5 separate regions of the Homo sapiens genome follow, and regions 2, 3, 4 and 5 are each linked to region 1. A link is a contact called in ENCODE Hi-C or POLR2A ChIA-PET data. All regions are on one chromosome and are shown on one strand. The core of a region is the stretch at or near the end of the contact, and the rest is flanking DNA. Distances in the headings are between cores, read along the strand shown.

Evidence for each region. A loop is a pair of places that touch in the nucleus more often than their neighbours do. ChIA-PET counts read pairs that join two places held with the same protein, here RNA polymerase II (POLR2A). Pooled maps may share reads with other maps.
Region 2: a loop to region 1 is called in a pooled map, with 14 times the contacts of the local background. The contact joins the promoter of YRDC here to the promoter of THRAP3 in region 1. A Hi-C loop is called at or near these places in 7 of 50 pooled maps. POLR2A ChIA-PET finds 5 or more read pairs at or near these places in 2 of 52 experiments (HEK293T and T-cell).
Region 3: a loop to region 1 is called in a pooled map, with 4 times the contacts of the local background. The contact joins the enhancer-like site here to the promoter of THRAP3 in region 1. A Hi-C loop is called at or near these places in 2 of 50 pooled maps.
Region 4: a map of CD4-positive, alpha-beta T cell shows a loop between it and region 1 (5-fold over the local background). The contact joins the promoter of SMIM12 here to the promoter of THRAP3 in region 1. A Hi-C loop is called at or near these places in 1 of 168 maps with a recorded cell type or tissue (CD4-positive, alpha-beta T cell) and 7 of 50 pooled maps. POLR2A ChIA-PET finds 5 or more read pairs at or near these places in 1 of 52 experiments (activated CD4-positive, alpha-beta T cell).
Region 5: a loop to region 1 is called in a pooled map, with 13 times the contacts of the local background. The contact joins the promoter of MEAF6 here to the promoter of THRAP3 in region 1. A Hi-C loop is called at or near these places in 6 of 50 pooled maps.

The regions. Positions count from the first base shown.
Region 1 is chr1:36,222,430-36,226,290 of GRCh38, forward strand. THRAP3 (thyroid hormone receptor associated protein 3) reads left to right here and starts at 2,014. Exons shown (of 12, transcript NM_005119.4): 1 at 2,014-2,076. RefSeq lists enhancers at 811-980, 1,191-1,490, 1,404-1,931, 1,891-2,100, 1,932-2,460 and a silencer at 1,641-1,760.
Region 2 is chr1:37,805,948-37,809,808 of GRCh38, forward strand. It overlaps YRDC (yrdC N6-threonylcarbamoyltransferase domain containing), which reads right to left and starts at 2,261. Exons shown (of 5, transcript NM_024640.4): 1 at 1,845-2,261; 2 at 1,154-1,268; 3 at 910-1,029. The coding sequence starts at 2,233. C1orf122 (chromosome 1 open reading frame 122) reads left to right here and starts at 1,843. Exons shown (of 3, transcript NM_198446.3): 1 at 1,843-2,492; 2 at 2,584-2,785; 3 at 3,031-3,507. The coding sequence starts at 2,458. The coding sequence ends at 3,126. It overlaps MTF1 (metal regulatory transcription factor 1), which reads right to left. Exons shown (of 11, transcript NM_005955.3): 11 at 3,627-3,861. RefSeq lists silencers at 1,911-2,170, 2,351-2,900.
Region 3 is chr1:37,674,235-37,678,095 of GRCh38, forward strand. No RefSeq gene overlaps it. Among named protein-coding and RNA genes, the nearest start is that of AIRIM, 14 kb to the right of the region's middle. Within about 2 kb of position 2,062, at least 5 of the 41 ENCODE cell types and tissues checked have a DNase peak (open chromatin) inside an H3K27ac peak, as active enhancers do.
Region 4 is chr1:34,858,077-34,861,937 of GRCh38, forward strand. It overlaps SMIM12 (small integral membrane protein 12), which reads right to left and starts at 1,673. Exons shown (of 2, transcript NM_138428.6): 1 at 1,601-1,673. RefSeq lists a silencer at 1,495-1,624.
Region 5 is chr1:37,512,798-37,516,658 of GRCh38, forward strand. It overlaps MEAF6 (MYST/Esa1 associated factor 6), which reads right to left and starts at 1,969. Exons shown (of 7, transcript NM_001270875.3): 1 at 1,860-1,969; 2 at 626-741. The coding sequence starts at 1,949. RefSeq lists a silencer at 1,554-2,153.

The sequences.
Region 1 (3,861 bases), core at 764-3,263:
GGAGTCTTGCTCTGTCGCCCAGGCTGGAGTGCAGTGGCATGATCTCGGCTCACTGCAACCTCCACCTCCTGGGTTCAAGCGATTCTCCTGTCTCAGCCTCCTGAGTAGCTGGGATTACAGGTGCCCACCACCACGCCCGGCTAATCTGTAGTATTTTTAGTAGAGAACGGGTTTCGCCATGTTGGCTGGGCTGATCACGAACTCCTGACCTCAGGTGAGCTGCCCGCCTCGGTTCTCCCAAAGCGTTGGGATTACCGGCGTGAGCCACCGCGCCCGGCCTATGCCTGTATTTCTTAAAAGGGGAGCCAAAATTATGTATTTTGGTATCCATCTAGTTTACTACCGTGTTCCCAGTATTTTACACTGGGCATTGTATACAGTAGACACCCAGAAAATCTTTGAATTTAAAATTACATTGGTTCAGCCCCGTGGCTCACGCCTGTAATCCCAGCACTTTGGAAGGCCGAGGCAGGTGGATCACTTGAGGTCAGGAGTCTGATACCAGCTTGGCCAACGTGGCGAAACCCCGTCTCCACAAAAAGTAGAAAAATTAGCCGGGTGGTGGCATATGCCCGTAAAATCAGCTACTCAGGAGGCTTAGGCAGGAGAATCGCTTGAACCTGGGAGGCAGATGTTGCAGTGACCCAAAATCGCACCACTGCCCTCCAGCCTGGGCGACATAGGGAGAATCTCAATAAATAAATAAATAAATAAATAAAAATAAAATCAATTAAATTAGAACGTTTTAAGAAGCACTGCGCAGTACGTCGACCACAAGAAGTGCTCAAAGAAGGAAGAAAGAGTAAGCCGTGTGCAAGGAATGCTGCCGAAGCCACTAAGGGCAAGGGCTGATGTGGCGTGGTCTGCTACTTGAGTTGAGCCTTGCAGCTTTTCTCTTAGGAAGAGCATTAGATTTCTTTATTAATTGATGTGTACTGTGTCTACTTTTCTCTGGAGGTGCAGAAATCCATCAAAACTGATCTCGGCTCTCAAAGAGCTCACAGTCTTGTCGGGGAAGGCCCCGATACTTACAGAGTAAGATGCAAACTTACTGTGGGAACACAGGCATAGGGAGGAGCTAGTCAACTTTGAAAGCATCACAGATGACCTATGAGATGGGTCTTAAATGTTCAGAGACACTAGAGCAGAAATTCCGGAGGAAACCAGCCTGTGCAAAACTGATAAACGCAGAGATTCTCAAATTTGTAGGTGGGTAAGAATCACCCGAGAGATCGGTTTAAAATGTAGACTGCAGGGAGACACTCCCCGGTAAACTTTTGGTTCAATACCCCAGTAGCACCCATTTTAACAAACTTCCCAGGACGACAGTCAGAAAATCATAGTTACAGAAGGCAGGCTGGGGAGAGGCGGTTTCTGGGTCTCCGAATGAGGTCACACAATTAAAATTAAAAAAACGAAACCAAACCAACCCCTCCATTTGCGTTGCGCTTTCAGGGTGCTTGAGGCTTTCCTGTGCCTTACTTTGTCGGAGCCTGGCAACATCGCTGTGGGGTAGAAATTACAAGTCTCATTTCACAGGGGAGGAAACAAGTTTAGAGAGGAGGGATGAATTTGCTCAAGGTCACAAAGCGGAAGGGAGCGCAGCAGAGACCAAAAACAGGGAGACTCGACTTCCAACTCGGAAGCTTTTCAACAAGGCAAGCTGGCCCGGAGTGGGTGGGGCTCAGACTCTCCCTCCAGGCTGGTTCCAAAATGGTGGGGGCAGTGGCGTCAGCAACGCCCCCGCCCCTTCCGTCCACCGCCCTCCTCCATCTCCAGGCCACCCAGGCGGGGGGAGGGGACGGCCCCGAGCAACCCACGTGACCGCCGACAACCGAGCGCGTGACGCAAAGCGGCGGGCCCAACGCTCGCCTTGTCTTTTGGGAAACGTAGTTCTGATGGCAGCCAAGTCGGCCAGGAGAGGAGGGCGTAGGACTACATTTCCCAGGAGGCAGCGGGTCTACGCCGTCGCCGTCGTCGGAGAGCGGAGACGCTGGGCGCGCTGTGGGGCGGGGGCGAGGTTCGGGCTGGTTGTTCCGTTGCGAGCTGCAGCTGCGATCTCTGTGGTAGGCCCAGGTGAGTGAGCGCCTCTGATGGAAGTTAGGGCAGCTTAACCGGCTCTAGTGGTTTCGTCTCTTATCTTTTTTCCCCAGCTGCTGGTCAGGGGCTCGGGGAAGGCCTGGCGTGGAGTCGCTCCCCCCAGCTTACACCCTGGCCTCTTCTGAGCGGGCTCCGTTCCCTCCGGCTCCTCCCCTTCCCCGCCCTTTAGGTCTTCCCCTGGCCCCGGCCTAGCTCCCAAGGCTCTTGGTCGCCTTCTCTGCAGAGCAGCTCCTACGCCGCTTTATCTTGCAGTCGGCCTGGGGGCGGCCACTCCCTACTCCTCCCGTTTTGGTCGTATGAACCCCGTTATTTGGATTTCTTTTCCCGGAACTCCCGAGTGCCCTTCCCCCCACCCAGTCCCCATTGGCCTGGTTCGGTCTTCTCCTAGGGCGCATGTGGCTGCCACTCAGTAAATGTTAGTACCGCTTCCGTTCTTTCCAGCCTGGTGGCCAAAAACGGGATAGTCCAAATTTGTCTCCTACGGGAATATTAGAGTTCTCACTTTTTTCTTGGGCTGGAGCTGAGGCCGGCTTGCATTCCAGTGGCAATCGGCGTGAGTTCTGCTTATATGAGGTGAATTATTTTGCTTCTCTTAGCACCTAAGCAACTTTTATCAACTGTTGTCTTTGACTTTACAAATCTTAGGGGTGGAGCATGGCAGCAGAAGCTGGGGAGCAGCAATGGTGCACAGAAGTTGGAAGCCATCAGTGGCAGTACAGTGTTTATGGGGAATTTGTTACTTGGGGTGAAGGGAAAGCCTCTGAGAGTATAGAAGGACCTGGCAAGAGAGAGGCAGTGAAGCTTCTGTTGGGAGCATAACAGAAGTATCCTGAACCAGTTGGCTTGGGTTTAAATCTTGGCCCTGCTATCTTTTGATCTTAGGTCAAGAGTCTTCATCTCCAGCTGCCTCAGTTTTCTTATCACTAAAACAGCAGTAAGTAACAGTGACCCCTTTACAGGGTTATTGTGGAGACTAAATGAGATAAAATAAAAATCACTTAGCCACTGTTAAAAAGTAATATCATCATTTATAGGTTTTTTTTTTAGAGTGTGCGCCGAGAGAGATGAGGCGTGTATCACACCGTTATTTTTCTTCTGTTTCAGATGACCCTGACTTTTTTCGTTTGTGGAAGTACTGTTGTAGTCTGTTCTGTAATTCTAGACAGTCTGACGTGTGTATTATGATTTAGAAGCTTGTTAAATAGCCAAAACCGGCTCCTGCCATGAACAACTTGTGGAGCAAATCGGGCTCAGTTTGTTCTTTGCCGGGAGATGTATTTTGTGAGCCAATGTTCATACGTTAATGATAAGTTTTACTGCAGCCATTTGGGCTTAATTGCATTTTGTAAGAGAGTTGTGTTGAGGTTTCTGTAAGAAGTGATTTGATTAAAAACCTCTATATCCAGTGTAATTCCATCTCTTTGTTTTTTAAACGTTTTAACACCAGAGAAAGATCTCCAATTTTGGAGACTGATGTTTTTAGTTTTGTAGACTAGGTACAGTTCAATTTTAGCAGTGGTGATGGTAGTAGTAGTACCACCTTAGTGTATTTATTTAATACCAAATATATAGGTACTTTTAAATTTGGTTTAGCCTGCAAAATATGGATTACAAAAAGAGTGATCTATTTTGTTCCGAGGAATTGGAGGGAGGAAGCTTGGAATATTTCTGAGATTAGCACAGAGATGGGAAATGTTGATGACTGGGAGGGTACACAGACATACGATTTATTATTATTATTATTTTTTGAGACAAAGTCTC
Region 2 (3,861 bases), core at 1,011-3,510, 1.6 Mb after region 1:
GGGGACACAATGTAGCTTATTACTACGTTTTACATCTTAGTAATAAGAAAAAAAACGAAATTTCTATGTGTCCTCCTTTGTTCTAATCTATGTAGCCAAGAAAGGATTAGGATGATCCTTTCTTTGATCTGGCTTGTGGCAGAGATAAGAGAACAGGGGCGAGAATCAAAAACTGGTTAAAAATCTGAGTCAGTCACTTAATGGCTGTGTGACCTGGAACAAGTGATTTAACTTTCTGGAGGCTAAACTTCATCTTTTTTTTTTTTTTTAAGAGACAGAGTCTCGCTCTAGAGCCCTGCCTGGAGTACAGTGGCACAATCTGAGCTCACTGTAACCTCTGCCTCCCAGGTTCAAGTGATTCTCCTGCCTCAGCCTCCCAAGTAGCTGGGATTACAGGCATGCGCCACCATGTCTGGCTAATCTTTGTATTTTTTATTAGAGATGGAGTTTTGCCATGTTAGCCAGGCTGGTCTCAAACTCCTGACCTCACATGATCCACCTGCTTGGGCCTCCCAAAGTGCTGGGGTCACAGGCATGAGCCACTGCCCTTGGCCTTCTTCATCTTTCTTTACAGCACTGTCGTGAAGATTTATAGCCTAACTGTGTTCTCCAGAAACTGTTATCTCCAGAAAAACAGGAAGACATTGTTCTTATAATCTTTCCTATTATTATAAAGACTGAAGAAAAGACCAATTCTCCCCCTGGCTTTTCAGACTTTGAGATAAAATCTTTCAAATTTTTTTAATTTATATTGCCCCCCACCACCTCCCTGCCAGCTGGGCAACCTTCCCACTGTTGGCCCAAGAACTCTCATGCCTGGCCATCCCAGTGTACTATCAATGCCACTGATTCACAGAAAACAGTATGTGCGCTGGTGACATTTCCAGGGGAAGGACTGGGTAAACTCACCTCGACATTCAGAGAACTGGCCTGGGAGCTGAGGTTGGCACTAGTGAGAGCAAGCGGACCCTCAAACATCTGAGCCAAGTCTTGCATAAAAGCATGATCAGGAATCCGAATGCCTACAAGCTGTAAGGCAAGGGGAAAGGGATCATGAGAAAGGTTGGAAGGGATAAGAGGGTAAGTCTTATCTGGATCCTAGTGAAAGCCAAGTGGCCTGGAGTCTGGGGACACAAGAGAAAACTTGACTCACAGGCGTAAAAGGGTTTAGGTCCTTGTTGAGCTCCTCCGAGCGTTCCATCACCAGGGTCACTGGTCCTGGCAGTAGGTCTTTCAGGAGCCCCTCAGGTACTCTCACACGGCAGTATCTGGGAAACACAGAAGAATAAATCCATTCAAAATTGAAGGGCCACTGGTGGTCCTTTCCTAGACTCTAGGCAGACGTAGAAAAGGAATCCTTCGAGTTTACAATGGGAGCCGCCTGTCTCCCTGCTTCACCTCCCTAAGAGCTTGAGCAGAAAGCAGGGCTCCAGAGGCGCACCCCTGGCTTGACGCCCATGTGCCTCTGGTCTCAGGGACTACAACAGCTGCACCGCTGTGATATCATGATAGTGGGATCAAGCTCCACGTTTTATTTTCTTCAAGGCATTCGCTATTAAATTAAGCTACTGTGTTTGTTTGCTTTTTTCCCGGGGGCCTCCCCAATTAGCACAAATACGCCAAGGGAACAGGGTCCCTGCCTTTCTCGTGTGTTGCTGCTTCCCAGCAGCATGTAGTTCAGGGCCCGGGGCACGTTAAGTCCTCGGTACATATTTCCAGTTCCGGATTCCTTGGTGAGCCTGGACAAGCCCCTCCCGCTCTCTGCGCCTCAGTCTCCCAAGCCTGTCACCGGAAACCCCTCCCGCGGTGCCGCCCCTAGCGGGGCCGGGTCGGGGCGGCCTTACCTGTAGACGTCGGCCACGCGGCCGAGGCATACGGCCAGAGGCTTGGCCTCGCTGCGACCCTTGAGGCGGTACACAGCGCGCAGAGCCGCCGAGCAGCTCGCCGCGCAGGCCAGGCCGTACAGCGTATCGGTGGGGACGGCCACCACGGCGCCGGCGCGCAGCTCGGCCACGGCGGCCCGCAGCGCCTCGGTCCAGCCGGCGCGCTCCGGGCTCGCGGCCTGCACGGCCCCGCTCCCCGGGAGCCGCAACAGCCGGGCGCCGGGGGCCGCCGGAGCGGGACTCGGCGGGCGGAAGAGGCGACCGCTCCGGGAGCCAGCAGGCCCCTCGCTCAACCCCACGCTGGCAGCCACCGCGGCCCTCATCCCCCTGCACCGACGCGCCGGAGACATCCGCCCAGGCCCGCTTCCGGGAGGAAGTGACGCTCCCAGCCAGCTTCCGGTCCAGGAGACTCGGCCCCGCCTCTGCGCCGGGCAGCTTAAAGGGACCACGACCCCCAGGAGGATTGAAGGAGACCGGTGGGGACGGGGCGGGGCGCAGCCTTGCGAAGCCCTAACGCAGCGCTGGGGAGGGGGGCGGCCGAAAGGGGGGCGGTGGTCGGGCCGCGCAAGCGGAGATGGAATGGGGCCCGGGCTCAGACTGGTCACGGGGGTGAGAGGGGGCCCGTCGGGGCGGGAGGAAGGGGCTTGGCCCCGCGCAAGCGCCGGCCCTGACCGTCTGTCTCTCGCTCTCTCCCGGGCAGGGAGGCTGCCGGCGTGGACCGCGGGAAGGCGGGGCTGGGGCTCGGCGGGAGGCCACCCCCACAGCCGCCCCGGGAGGAGCGCGCCCAGCAGCTGCTGGACGCGGTGGAGCAGCGGCAGCGGCAGCTCCTGGACACCATCGCAGCCTGCGAGGAGATGTTACGGCAGCTGGGCCGCCGGCGCCCGGAGCCGGCTGGTGGCGGGGTTAGTGCCCACCCTGGGCTGGGCTGGGGTGGGGTGGGGTCTGCCCACTGGCTAGGCTGGCCAAGCCCTAGCTTACCCTGGAGGGGGGAAGTATGTCTCCGCCGCTTTATCCCTAACCTCCTTTGATCTGGTGAGAGGTTTCGAAAAAGTTAATACTATCCAAATGCCAAATGGCCACATCCTTGTGGGGCCTAATCCAAGGCCTTGCCTCCCAGCCTCACTTTTTTCCTTTCTGTTCCAACTAGAACGTCTCAGCCAAACCTGGAGCGCCCCCCCAGCCGGCTGTCTCCGCCAGAGGCGGCTTTCCAAAGGATGCTGGCGATGGAGCTGCGGAGCCCTGACCATCCCCGAGCAGAATACCCTGACTTCTCTCCCTCCCCAGGGCCGGTGGCTGGACTCTGAACAACTCCCTTCAGTAAAGGGGCCAGTCTTCACTGGCAGTGGCTGGTACTTGGCTCTCAGCCTGGAGTGGCAGCTCTGCTAGCAGCTGGGTTCACTCCCACTTCATCCTGGCTGAAAGCAGTGCTGTGCTTTGAAATGCAGCCAATGAATACCCAGTCTGATTACCCAGATTTGGGCAGACCAGCAGTGCTCGCCAGAGTGGTCTGGCCTGCTATGGGGGATCCAGGTGGTGTTACATGTCCATTTCATGTTTTGGGGGCTTTTAGCCCCACAAAACACCTTCAGTAGAGCCTTGATTAAAAGGAAACCTGCAGACTCTCCTGGTGACCGACGTTTCCTTTCTGTCCCCTCTCCAAGACTGATGGCTGGGAAGGGGGGAGTGGTGGAAAAATGTCAACTATGGGCAGGGTTGGTAAGAAATGCCACAGATACTACCAGATTTAAATAAGCATTTAATTAGGATTTCATTAGTATTTAATATTGCTTTTTCAATTCCAAAAAGTTAAATTTTCACTTTTTAGCAGATATTTTAAAGTACAATATTAAGTTTATACAAAATGAGCAATTAAGCAAACACCATTATTTCACATTCTTCAAAAATACAAATTCATATTTATTCTTTTTTGGGTTTGGAGGTTTCTTCCTTTGGAAGTACTGAACCTGTAACGTTTTCA
Region 3 (3,861 bases), core at 812-3,311, 1.5 Mb after region 1:
GGAAAGGGAGGATGCTCTGCCCAGCCTGGCCTGTGGGTCTTTGCTGCTGGGATGGGGTCATCTTCTGCCTTGTTTCACTTCCATCAGCCAGCCTAGCTCTTAGGTGGCCAGTGACTACACCCTCAGCCCAGCTGGCACCTGACAGAGGAGGAAATGGGCCTCAATCCCAAGTCCTCCTCCAGGGGGAGGATAAAACCTATAATTAATTAAGAACCTACTGGGTGCTGGGCTTCATCCTCTGTGGTTTGAATGAATTAGTTCATTTCATTTTCAAAATAGCTCAGTGAGTCGGGTCTTCTTATACTCATCTTACAGGTAAGAGCGGCAAAACACAAGGCCCACATCCTAGGTGGGTGGAGACAGGATTTTGCCGAAGCTCACAATCTTTCTAGGATACCGCAGCTTTACAGGAGGCCATGGCTATCAGCAGCCAGCCAGCTCTGTCAGAGACCACTGCCACCCCTTGCACCATCCCACTGGGTAGAGCAGAGCCCACCTTCTCCACGCCATGCAGCTGCAAAGGCCCCTGCACCATTTCTACCACTTGGGTCAATTCCCAAATGGGGCTGAGCCCCTTGCTGAGCTGGTAGGGATATAAGAATGGATAAGAAAAAAATAAAATCCTGCAGGAGCTGGATTTAAATTTAAAAAAAAATAGGCCGAGTGTGGTGGCTCACGCCTATAATTCCAGAGCTTTGAGAGGCCAAGGTAGGCAGATTTCTTTTATTTATTTATTTAGTTAGTTATGAGATGGAGCCTCACTATGTTGCCCTGCCTGGTCTCAAACTCCTGGGCTTAAGCGATCTGCCCGCCTCGGTCTCTCAAAGTGCTGGGATTACAGATGTGAGCCAAAGCACCAAGCCCAGCTCAGGTGGATCTCCTGAGCCCAGGAGTTCAAGACCAGCCTGGACAACATGGTGAAACCCTGACTCTACATTTTTTAAAAAAATTAAAAATTAAGTGTTAAAGGGAAGTACAAGTACTGTGCTGAGAAAGGAAGGGTTATTTTCATCTAGGGGTGTAAGAAGAGATAACAAAAAGGAGATGGTGTCTGAGTGGGGCTTGGAAAAATAAGAAAGTGGGTCTCTTTCCCGTAGCAGGAAACAATGTCTTGCCTTTGAGGTGGAGGTGGCAGTTAGGGGATGTTTTCTCTAGCAAAGACCCCAGCTCCTCCATAAGAGCAGGCAGCTTCTTCCAGGCAGAGTGCATTGACTAGAAATCTTTTCTGGAAAATGATAAGAAGGGGCCAGGAGCAGCTGCAGATGACTTAGGGAGTTGGGACTGACAGGCACCTCTTTAGGGCCTGTGGAGATACTGTCACGTAATAGGGATTGCCTGTAGCCAGAAGAGTGGATAACAGGGAGCCTTTGGGAGGGGGACAAGGCCAGAGGCCTCAATGACGGGTAACTAACCTGCTCTGCAAAGGCTCAAACTTCAACTTGGAGAAGAAAGGGTCTGTCCACAGTGCTGGGGCAGCTACAAGCAGTAGGACCAGAGAGAAGCTGGGCAGAACTGGCAACATAATTTGCAGGGCCCAGTGCCAAAGGAAAATCATTCGAAAACTGTTTAGAATTTCGAGAGTGACAGCAGAGCATGAAACCAACCTTGGGAACCCTTGTAAGTGTGGGTCACAGGCACATGAAGCCAGCCCTGAAGTGTGGGCTAGGGAAAGCAAGCAGGGGATAAGGCCACAGGAAGGGCAGCCACAGGAGCCTTCTGACCTAATGGTCTGATCAAAATGAAGAGAACCCATAAACACAGGTGGGTAATCCTGAGACACAGCCAGGGCCACACTCAACCATTCCTAGTTGCACCACTGAGGCCTTTGTAGCTCTCCCAATGACCCAGTCCACCCCAGCCAAACAGCATTCTCCAAGAGTCCAGGTCTCGCCCTATTTGGAGGACAGAGGGCATTTAAATTTCATCTCTCTGTGTTGGGGGAGCTCTAAATGCTGGGAAAAGATGTCATGCCTGGAGACCATCTGGGGAAAAGGCCTCCGGAGCTGTTTCTTTAATTTACAGAACTGACAACTGAGGGTAGGGGCCTTTGGCAAGTACAAAGGGTGATGGCCCAGAAAAGAATCAAAGTATTAATAACGGGCTCGGCTGGCACTGGCCTCCTGTCCCCCGCCCTGGGGTTCATGTGGCAGGGAAGCCTGATGTCTCTGTTTCAACAGTGGGATCAAAACTGGCTTTCAGAGCAACATAAGCCAGGGGTAATTTTTAGCACAGACGTAACTTTCTAGTTCCTTTTTCCTACCCCTCATTTTTCGGTTGCCTTTAAAGAGGCCGCAGAGAACTGAAAAACAAATCCAAGTTTAAAGAGACAAGTGCAAAAATGCAAACTGGGCAAGGGGACAGAGCCGCCAGCTGGACAAAATGTGCCTGGAAAACAGCATCCTCTGCTTGGCAGGTGCCAGGAATTTATGGTTGAGTTTTGCAGACGTTTCATCACATTACAAGCCAGCTCAGGAGACCCTCATAAAACTCTGCTTATATGAAAGAACAAACTAGCTGATAAAAGTCAGCTGTTGCCTATAAACGCACTGTGGGAATTGCAATTGAGTAGCGGATTTATTAGTCTGGGCTCTCTGTGCAAATTAAGAACTGCTCCACACGTTTCAATCAGAAGAGATGAGCCAGAGCAGAAAGGGTTGCTCCCCGCTCACATGATGGCCAGCAGGCCAGGCTGACCCCCACCCCCATCACTTACTCTACTAGAGACCAGAGGGAAGACTCTCACTGAAATTAAGTCACAGAGGAGCTAGTCTCACATTCCCCTATCTCGCCTCCCACAAAAACCCACAAAAACAATCAGTCACTCTCTCCATCCACTGCATTCCCCACACATCCTTCACAATAGCACTTCTCACGAAGAGCTTGCAGATCTGCCTGGCCTACTAAATCATGGACTTCTTTGATTTACCTCTGTATTGCTAATGATGAGTTCTGTGCTGGGCACACTGGGAGGCCTCAGAATGAATGGATATGGATGCGACAGACTCTAAAGCCCCATATACATAAGTTATGACTATCCCACCCCAAACAGCATGGAGGGGCCAGGGGAGCAATGCCGAGGTACCCATTGGACTTGAGGACTGGCAACAAAAAGGGGAAAAGAGGTGCAGTGAGGGAGTTATGAAGGCGTTTCTTCCCCAGAGAAGTGCGGTCTTTGTGGCTAGTCTACCCAGCCATCAATCTCTGTGCTAACTGCTGCCTTTTCTCAGGATGAAGGCTCTTTCTTAAGGAATGACTCTGCAACTGAACTAAGGGTACTTATTAAGGATGCAGATATCTAGCCCCTCCCCACACATACTAGACCAGAATCTCTGGGCTGGGGCCCTACAGTCTCGGAAAAATGACTTTGCTCTACGTGGAAACCAAGAAGGAGCCTTCCAGGAAGGATGGGGAGGAGGACAGTGCCTGGAAGGGGTACCCCTGTCATTCCTTCAGAATCACTGGCTTTCTCCTACCAGGCCCTGGCATCAAAGGCAAAAGTGTAGGACTCTGGTAGACCACGCCAGGATTTGCTCCAACCCTCTTGGCTATGGGGTCAGAAGGAAGGGTAACTGGCAAGGTTGCGGCTGTCCTGGAAGAGGCTTGGATACTTCATGTGCCACGGCCAAGTTGGATGGAGGTAGCTCTGCACTGCAGGATCCATGTCCTGTGCAGGGCTGGGTATCAGAAAACCTCACCCTTGTTACAGCTGAGTAGATGTTAGGCATGCTCTTGCCTTCTGTGGCAGAAAGGCAACAGTGATGTGGGGGAAAGCACCTTTCACCGGAACCAAGCAAGCCCTGGTGCAAATTCTGGCAACATTACTGACAAGCTGTGGGCATTTAGAAAGCTTACCAGGTCTCT
Region 4 (3,861 bases), core at 423-2,922, 1.4 Mb before region 1:
TAAGGACCCCTGCAATAAGGCAGCATCATGAAATTTAAAAAAAAAAAAAAAATTGCAGCATCTCCAAGACTCCCCCGCTTATTGTCTCAGCACCAGGCACTATGATGACAATTTACACACTAATCATCATTTGATCCTCATAACACCTCTATGATGTAGGAATTATTAGCCCAGACTCTTGTGAAGGCCACAAAGGCTCACAGACATTATGTTAACTTATCCAAGATCACTAGAAGTGATAGAGCCACTGATTTTGAACCCAGGCCTCTCCAATTTCAAAGCCTACACTCTTTCTAGTGGGAAGAACACACTGCAGAGGTATACGGTTTCTGTCCAAACCCTGGACTTAGGGAGAGCTTCCTACAGTTTTTTCCCATCAGCCTGGCATTTCATTACCTAGAAGAGCTTTCCTTTTCCCAAACTCTGAGATTGTACTCAGGGATTTATGAAATTCAGAGACATAGTAATAGTTAAAAGAGGCACCTCTGAAGAATCCCAAACCTAATACTTCTCCATTTTACTTCCACCTTTAAAGCAAGTCCTCTGTATAAGTAAATGCTTCCCTAAATAGCAACTGTCCGTTCAGATTTCCAAACCTGTCTTAAAACATATCGCGCATGAGTTCACAACTATCTCTCACATGCAGCATAAAGTCTCTCGCTACCGTCCTGCTCACATTCTAATCATTCCCAAATAAGTCAATTCATTCCTTTATTCGACACTTATAACCACTTACTCTGTGTCAGGCACGATGCTGGCTTACCCTGTCTGCGTTTCTCAAGACACTTTAAGCTCCAAAAGGCTAAGAACCGTGTCTGTCTGGCCCAATTATGCCCTATCCATCCAGGCACCTCTCCTACCCTGCCTGGCAGAGTGCCCAAAAAAGGTCTGCTGAACGAATGAATGACAGCCCAAACTCCCTAGTGTAAAATCACAACATCCTCCACCCACTCTCCCCCAAAAGGTGGCAGGAGCATAACAGATGCCTTTGCTGATTACAAAAACCTAAAGACTCCATCATAGTCGTCCCCAGGCAGGGTATCACAATGAAAGAGGCAAAAGTGTCTGAAAAACACTGTGACGCATATTTCCAGCCCGGCATGGAGGACGTCTGCCAAAAGCATCCGGTAAAGGTCAACTGGGCTGCTGGGAAACCTGCCCCAGTGCGAGGGCCCGGAGGCCCAACGAGGCCAGAAGCCGTAGTCCCAAATTCAAGAACTACTAACAAGGACACAGGAGGCCTGAGAAGGCGGAAGAATTAGCCCTGACAGTCACTAGAGCGCAGTCCAGGAATGGGAGCGCAAGTAAGGCGAAGGTCCATCCAAATGGCTACCCTTCTCCCTTCTGTGAGTCTCCCGGTCCCCTGTCCCTAGCCCACCTCATTCATGGCCTCATCAACGTCCGTCCTCATTGAGGTGCCGAGAAGCCCTGTCTGCGGAGGGCTACCTGGGCTCCCAGACTTGGCACCAGAACACCCGCCAGAGAGGGGAGCTGGCAGATCTGGCCGGGACCGGGGTGGACCCTAGCGATCACTCCTCCCGTAACTCAGAGGTTACTGGCCTGGGCTGACCCGACCTGCTCGCCGGGACCGCGCGCTCACCTGCGGCCCAGCCCACACTCCCCAGTGCGGCCCCCGCTCTCCGCCCGCTCGCCGGGAGCACGGAAGTCGCCGCACCCAGCGGCCCGCGGGACCTTGCCCTGTGACCCTGCCCACTGGCCGCCGGCTCTCTCGGAGCGCAGGGATTGGCTGAACTTCAGCCAAAGGACGGAAGGAAGCTAGGCGTCCGCAACTGGGCCCCACTGCGCTGAAATGGACGTCGCGCCCTCTGTTGGCCGGGAGGTTTCTCAGTGATGTCGCCACGTGTTTTCTGCGTGGAAAAAGTGAAAGATCATCCAGTCATTTTTTTCAACTGATGTTTATTAGGCGTCTTCTAAGACCTAGGTCTGGGCACGCAAAAACAAAAGACATGATCCCTGACCTCAAGAAGCTCTTCTTAGAAGAGTATATTTTAGTGCTTTAAGACCTCTTGGGATCCGGGCTAGCTTTCTAGTGACCTTGGGAACATTATTAACCTGTCTGAGCCTCCCTTCCCCTTCTGTGTAGAGGTAATAACACCCATTTCGCAAGGATGGTGTGAGGGTTGGAAGAGATAATATTTGTAAAGTACTGTGGCAGGCACACAGCCAGCAGGGAAATAAATGTGGCTATTGTTAGTGTAAAAATAATTCAAATATAGTAAAACCTAAGTCTTACATGACCTCTTGGGTACAAGTATTCACTTCCTCCTCTGTGTCCCCACTGTACCCTATACAGACATCAATTTTATCATATACAGAAAAGTCCCAAAGCTCAAGCTTGTTAATGCTCCCACAAGGCCCTTCCCACCCTCATCCCACTAATCTCAGCCTGCATATTTATTTTGCTCGCACATACTAAACCCGGCAGACCACACTGTTTCACACCTCAGTGCCTTATTGATGCTTTTTCATCTACCTTCCCACCTTTTTTGTTGTTGTTGTTCAATTTCACTCTTGTTGCCTGGGCTGGAGTGCAATGGCGTGATCTCGGCTCACCGCAACCTCCGCCTCCCAGGTTCAAGTGATTCCCCTGCCTCAGCCTCCTGAGTAGCTGGGATCACAGGCATGCACCACCACGCCCGGCTAATTTTGTATTTTTAATAGAGAAGGGGTTTCTCCATGTTGGGGAAGCTGGTCTCGAACTCCCGACCTCAGGTGATCTGCCCGCATCGGCCTCCCAAAGTGCTGGGATTACAGGCGTGAGCCACTGCGCCTGGCCGCTTTTTTTTTTTTTTTTAACAGGACTCTCGCTCTGTTGCCCAGGCTAGAGTGCAGTGGCACAATCATAGCTCACTGCAGCCTCAACCTCCTGGGCTCAAGTGATCCTCCCACTTCAGCCTTCCGAGTAGCTGGGACCACAGATGCACACCACCAGGCCTGGCTAATTTTTGTACTTTTTGTAGAGACTGGGTTTCACCATGTTGCTAGGGCTGGTCTCGAACTCCTGAGCTCAAGCAATCCGCCCGCCTCAGCCTCCCAAAGTGCTGGGATTACAGGCATGAGCCACCGTGCCTGGCCATGTAGTGCCCTTCCCACCTTTCTTTACTATGCCAGATTGTGCTCTGGCACAATTTTCAAGCTTAAGGGTCACCTCCAGAGGAAGCCTCATACATAGACTGCTTATCACATTAGACACCCTTCCTCTATTATCTCAAACAGCTCAAAGCTAAGCTCTGGCAGTGAAGATGGAGAAAAGGGAACAGTATTGTAGGGGCCAAGGTTCACTGAAAATCAACTGACAAAAGGCAGATTAATAGGAGAAAAGACATACAAAATTTTATTTTAACGTGCATAGCACGGGGCGGGGAGGCGAGGGGGTGGGAAGGGAAGGGTCACAGGAGAATGATTACCCAATAACCCAATGGGGTACAGAAGCGTATACACTCTTTTTCATAGGGGAAGGGGAGAGATGGAGAATATAGACAATTCTTCTGAGGGCAGCAAGTGATTCTTAGGGCGAAAAAATGGACAGAAATTAACTTGTAAATGATTCTCTTTAGAATTTGAATGAGCCCGAGAAACAGGCATCATCTTGTGAAAAATCCATCCAGGCGTAGTTGCCTTCCTCAGTCTTCTTTTCTGAGCTAGATGAGATTTCGGAGAGGGGAGGAAGGCAATTTTGTTTCTTTTGGAAAGACGTTTTCTCGATCAGATTAGGAAATTCTAGAGAGAGTGCCTCCCTATACTTGGGAGAGAAGGTTAGAGGGACCTTGATTCTGAGGCAGCTTCGAAGGCCTCTCAGCATGTCAAAGCGCCAGTCTTTGGGGTATCGCTTTCTGAGCC
Region 5 (3,861 bases), core at 719-3,218, 1.3 Mb after region 1:
GGGAGGATCACTTCAGCCCAGGAGTCTGAGGCTGCAGTGAGCTAAGTTCGTGCTACTGCACTCCAGCCTGGACAACAGCGTGAGACCCTGTCTCTTAGAAAAAAGAAAAGTGGCCAGGCGTGGTGGCTCACACCTGTAATCCCAACACTTTGGGAGGCCAAGGCAGCAGATCACCTGAGGTCAGGAGTTCGAGACCAGCCAGGCCAACATGGAGAAACCTCGTCTCTACTAAAAATAAAAAAATTAGCCAGGCATGGTGGCACGCACCTGTAATCCCAGCTACTCAGGAGGAAAAAGAAAAAAAGAAAAGAAAAATACTGTGAGGGTAGAACTCATGACTGATTAAAATGTGTAAAAAATTTAATAGAATGCTATTGTATAAAGATACTGTATTTAAGCCTCACACAACCCTGTGCCATAGGCCCAACTTTCGCTATTTTACAGATGTGAGCCTTGTCTAAGATTATTCGGTGAGGCAGTGCCTGAGCCAGAGTCCAAGAGTTCAAGTCCAGATCACACCACTACTTTACTACTGCCTCCAGCAAAGTTGCCACTAAGAGCATACAGTCCTAAAAACAAACGTTACTAGGGCACAATAGGAACACTACAGGCTTTCGACACTCACTTTTGGTTGGTCAGATACCGATCCCAGCCACGAATAATATTGCCATACATCTGAGTGTCTTCCAGGTAGCTTCCCTCAAAAGCATAGATCTGTCGCTCCAAATTTGCCAATGTTTCCTGAGAGATGAAAAACAAGGACATGAATGATACCTTTTAAATGCAAACACTTAAGTCTGGCCAAAATGAAATCCTGATATTAGACTCGTAAACGCAAGCTTGCCCACACTAAACCACCCTGTGGAGAGATGGAAGATACGGGGAGGAGGAGCCGTTTAGGACTAAGACAGTCTAGACCTTTGGGGGTGATGGACCCCTGAATGTATAAAGCATGTCTCCAGAAAAATACACACACACGCGAAATTTTGCATATACTTTAGAGGATTCACGGAAACCATGAGTCAAGAGCCCAGGCTAACGCAGAACTTGGGCGATGTCCACTCCCACGCACAAAAGGTATCGCTACCAGGAGAGGGAAAGGTGAGCAGCCTTTCAGCGTCAACTCGCTCCCCTCCCCGCAGGCTCAAGAGAGGCCGCCGACACCGGGCTGCCAGTTGCTATGGAAACCTAGAAGGGCAGCTTCAGGTGAGAGGGGCCTCCCGGGTGCCCAAGCCGAGACGCGGGGGCAGGAAGAGCTTAGCCACCAGAGTGCATTGGGCCTTGGGTGCCTGTCACAATTCTGAATTCTCCGGAATGTGTTCTTCTCCCTCGCCTGTCACCTTCTAGATGTTCCCAAACACATCACAACCCTGTCTATCAAAAACCTCCATTCAACGGATCTACTCCCAGTACCAAAAAGAACACGCTCCCCACCAGCCTCCAAAGTCCAGACGGGGTGACTGGGTCCCCCTCCCACACTAGCCTCCTTCCCCACCCCCTCCCCGCAAAGATCACGGACTAGCCCGCCTCGCCCACCCCCGCGGCTCACTGACGCTCGCCCTTCCTAGCGCCCTCTCCCCGGGCCCCGGCACCGTCCTCCCTCCACGCCCCCTCCTGCGGCTGCCGCTTCCCCTCCCCCTCCCGCGCTCCCGGCTCTCTCCCGGCTCCGGATTCGCACAGCCGGGAAGCTGAACCGCCGGCGGGCCGCAGAATGCGCACCCGGCCTCAGGCCGCCGAGCACCCGGCCCGCCGCGCCGCGCCCCCGGAGTAACAAACGGCCTAGCGCGGCCGGGCTTGGGGCCTGGAGGCGGGGCGGGCGCGGAGCCCCATGCCGTGCAACCCCTGTCCTAGCCCCTCACCGCCAGCTCCTGCTTCCGCTTCACGAGCTCCGCCAGCTCCCGCCGGGTGTCCGGGATCTGCGGCGGCGCCGCCTTGTTGTGCATCGCCATGTTGGGCTGAGGCGGGCGGCGGCGGCGCGAGGTTGGGGGCGGTCCCTGCGCCGCCAGGGGGCGCCCCCCCGCTCTGCGCCTGCGCGCGCGGCTTCCGGAGACGCGTGCAGCGCCGTGCCGAGCTTCGCTAAGGCCGGGGCTCTCGAAGGTCCTTCTCGGAGAGCTCTAGAGATGCGGCTTCTGCTTTCTGCCGTTTCCTGCCCCTCGGCTGGCCGCCGGCTTTACAGACGCCACAAATCCACCGCGTCCAAAGCCTAGCTCGTCCTCAGGCCTCCGAGTCTCCTGTGCGCCCCGCTTCAGTCCACTTCAGTGAATGACTTTCACTATCCACCGAATTGCCTGCGTCAGAAACGCGGTTTTCCTCACTCTGCACCTGGAGTAAAACGCGATCCCAGGTCAAGCTCTATGGACTCGACTCCGGAAGAGCTCGCGAATCCATTTGCTTGTGCCTGCGCCTTCTGCCACCTCACTAGTTCATTCAGGCCCTCCCTGTTTGGGGCTACATTATTCCAGCGGCTTATTTCCACCTTTAGCCCCACTTAATCCACTATCCACAGTGGTGCCAGGATCTTCCAGAAACAAATGTTATCACTCCCCGGTTTAAAGTCTTTCAGTGGCTTCCCATTTTCCCAGTGCCCTTTGGAGAAACAAGTATGTGTAGTGGTTAAGGGCACAAAACTGGAGCGAGAACTACCTTGTTCAAAATCCTATCGCTACATCGATAAAGTGTGCTCCTTTGGGCAAATAACCAAATCTCAACTCCCTCATCTGTAAAATACAAGCAGTAATAGAATCTACCTAATACATTTGCTGTGAGGAGTAAATCACCTAATATGTGTAAGGGGTTTGGCAGGCGCCAATGACTGTGCAAGTACGAGTTCGCTTTTATCGTTAAGTCCAAGGTGTAAACGTTGTTTTCACTTGGCCCCTGTGGATTTCTCCGTCCTCAGCTCTCCATCTTTCACTGTTCTGCAGTTTCGCTATCATAAGTCTAAGTGGGATATTTTTTCTTCCTTTTGTTTTGTTTCTTGCTTGGAAGTCTTTGGATTTCTATAATATGTGGGTTGGTATCTTCCACCAGTTTTGGGAAATCGCAGTCATTTTTCTTCAGATGCCTGTCTCATTTCTCTCTCCTTCTGGAACTCGAACATAAGAAGCTTTTTAACCTACCGTCTATATTTTCCATCTTTTTGTCCCTCTGTGCTGCATTCTGAATAACTGGTTTCGTGTGCGGATCTTGTAACCTGCCATCTTGCTGAACTCCCTTACTAATTTTAGGGGGGGTTGTATAGATTCCTTGGAATTTTTACATAGATAATAATTTCATCTGCAAATAAATAGGGAGTTTTTTTTTTTCTAAGCTGAGTGCTTTTTCTTTTTCTTCCTTATTGTGCAGATTTCCAGTAGTCTGTTAAATAAAAGTGATAACATTAGACATCCTTGCCTTGTTCCCTGTTTTAAGGGGAATGCAGGCCGGGCGCGGTGGCTCACGCCTGTAATCCCAGCACTTTGGGAGGCCGAGGCGGGTGAATCACAAGGTCGGGAGATCAAGACCATCCTGGCTAACACAGTGAAACCTCGTCTTTATTAAAAAATACAAAAAAAATTAGCCGGGCGTGGTGGTGGGCGCCTGTAGTCGCAGCTACTCGGAAGGCTGAGGCAGGAGAATGGCGTGAACCCGGGAGGCGGAGCTTGCAGTGAGCCAAGATCCCGCCACTGCACTCCAGCCTGGGCAAGAGCGAGACTCCGTCTCAAAAAAAAAAAGGGGGGGTGGCGAATGCATTCAGTCTCTCACCATTAAGTATGACATTAGTTGTGGGAGTTTTGTAGATGCTGTTTTTCAAGGTGAGGAAGTACCTCTATATTCCTAGTGTAAACCAAAAAACAAACAAGTAAAAAAACTTTTAAGCCA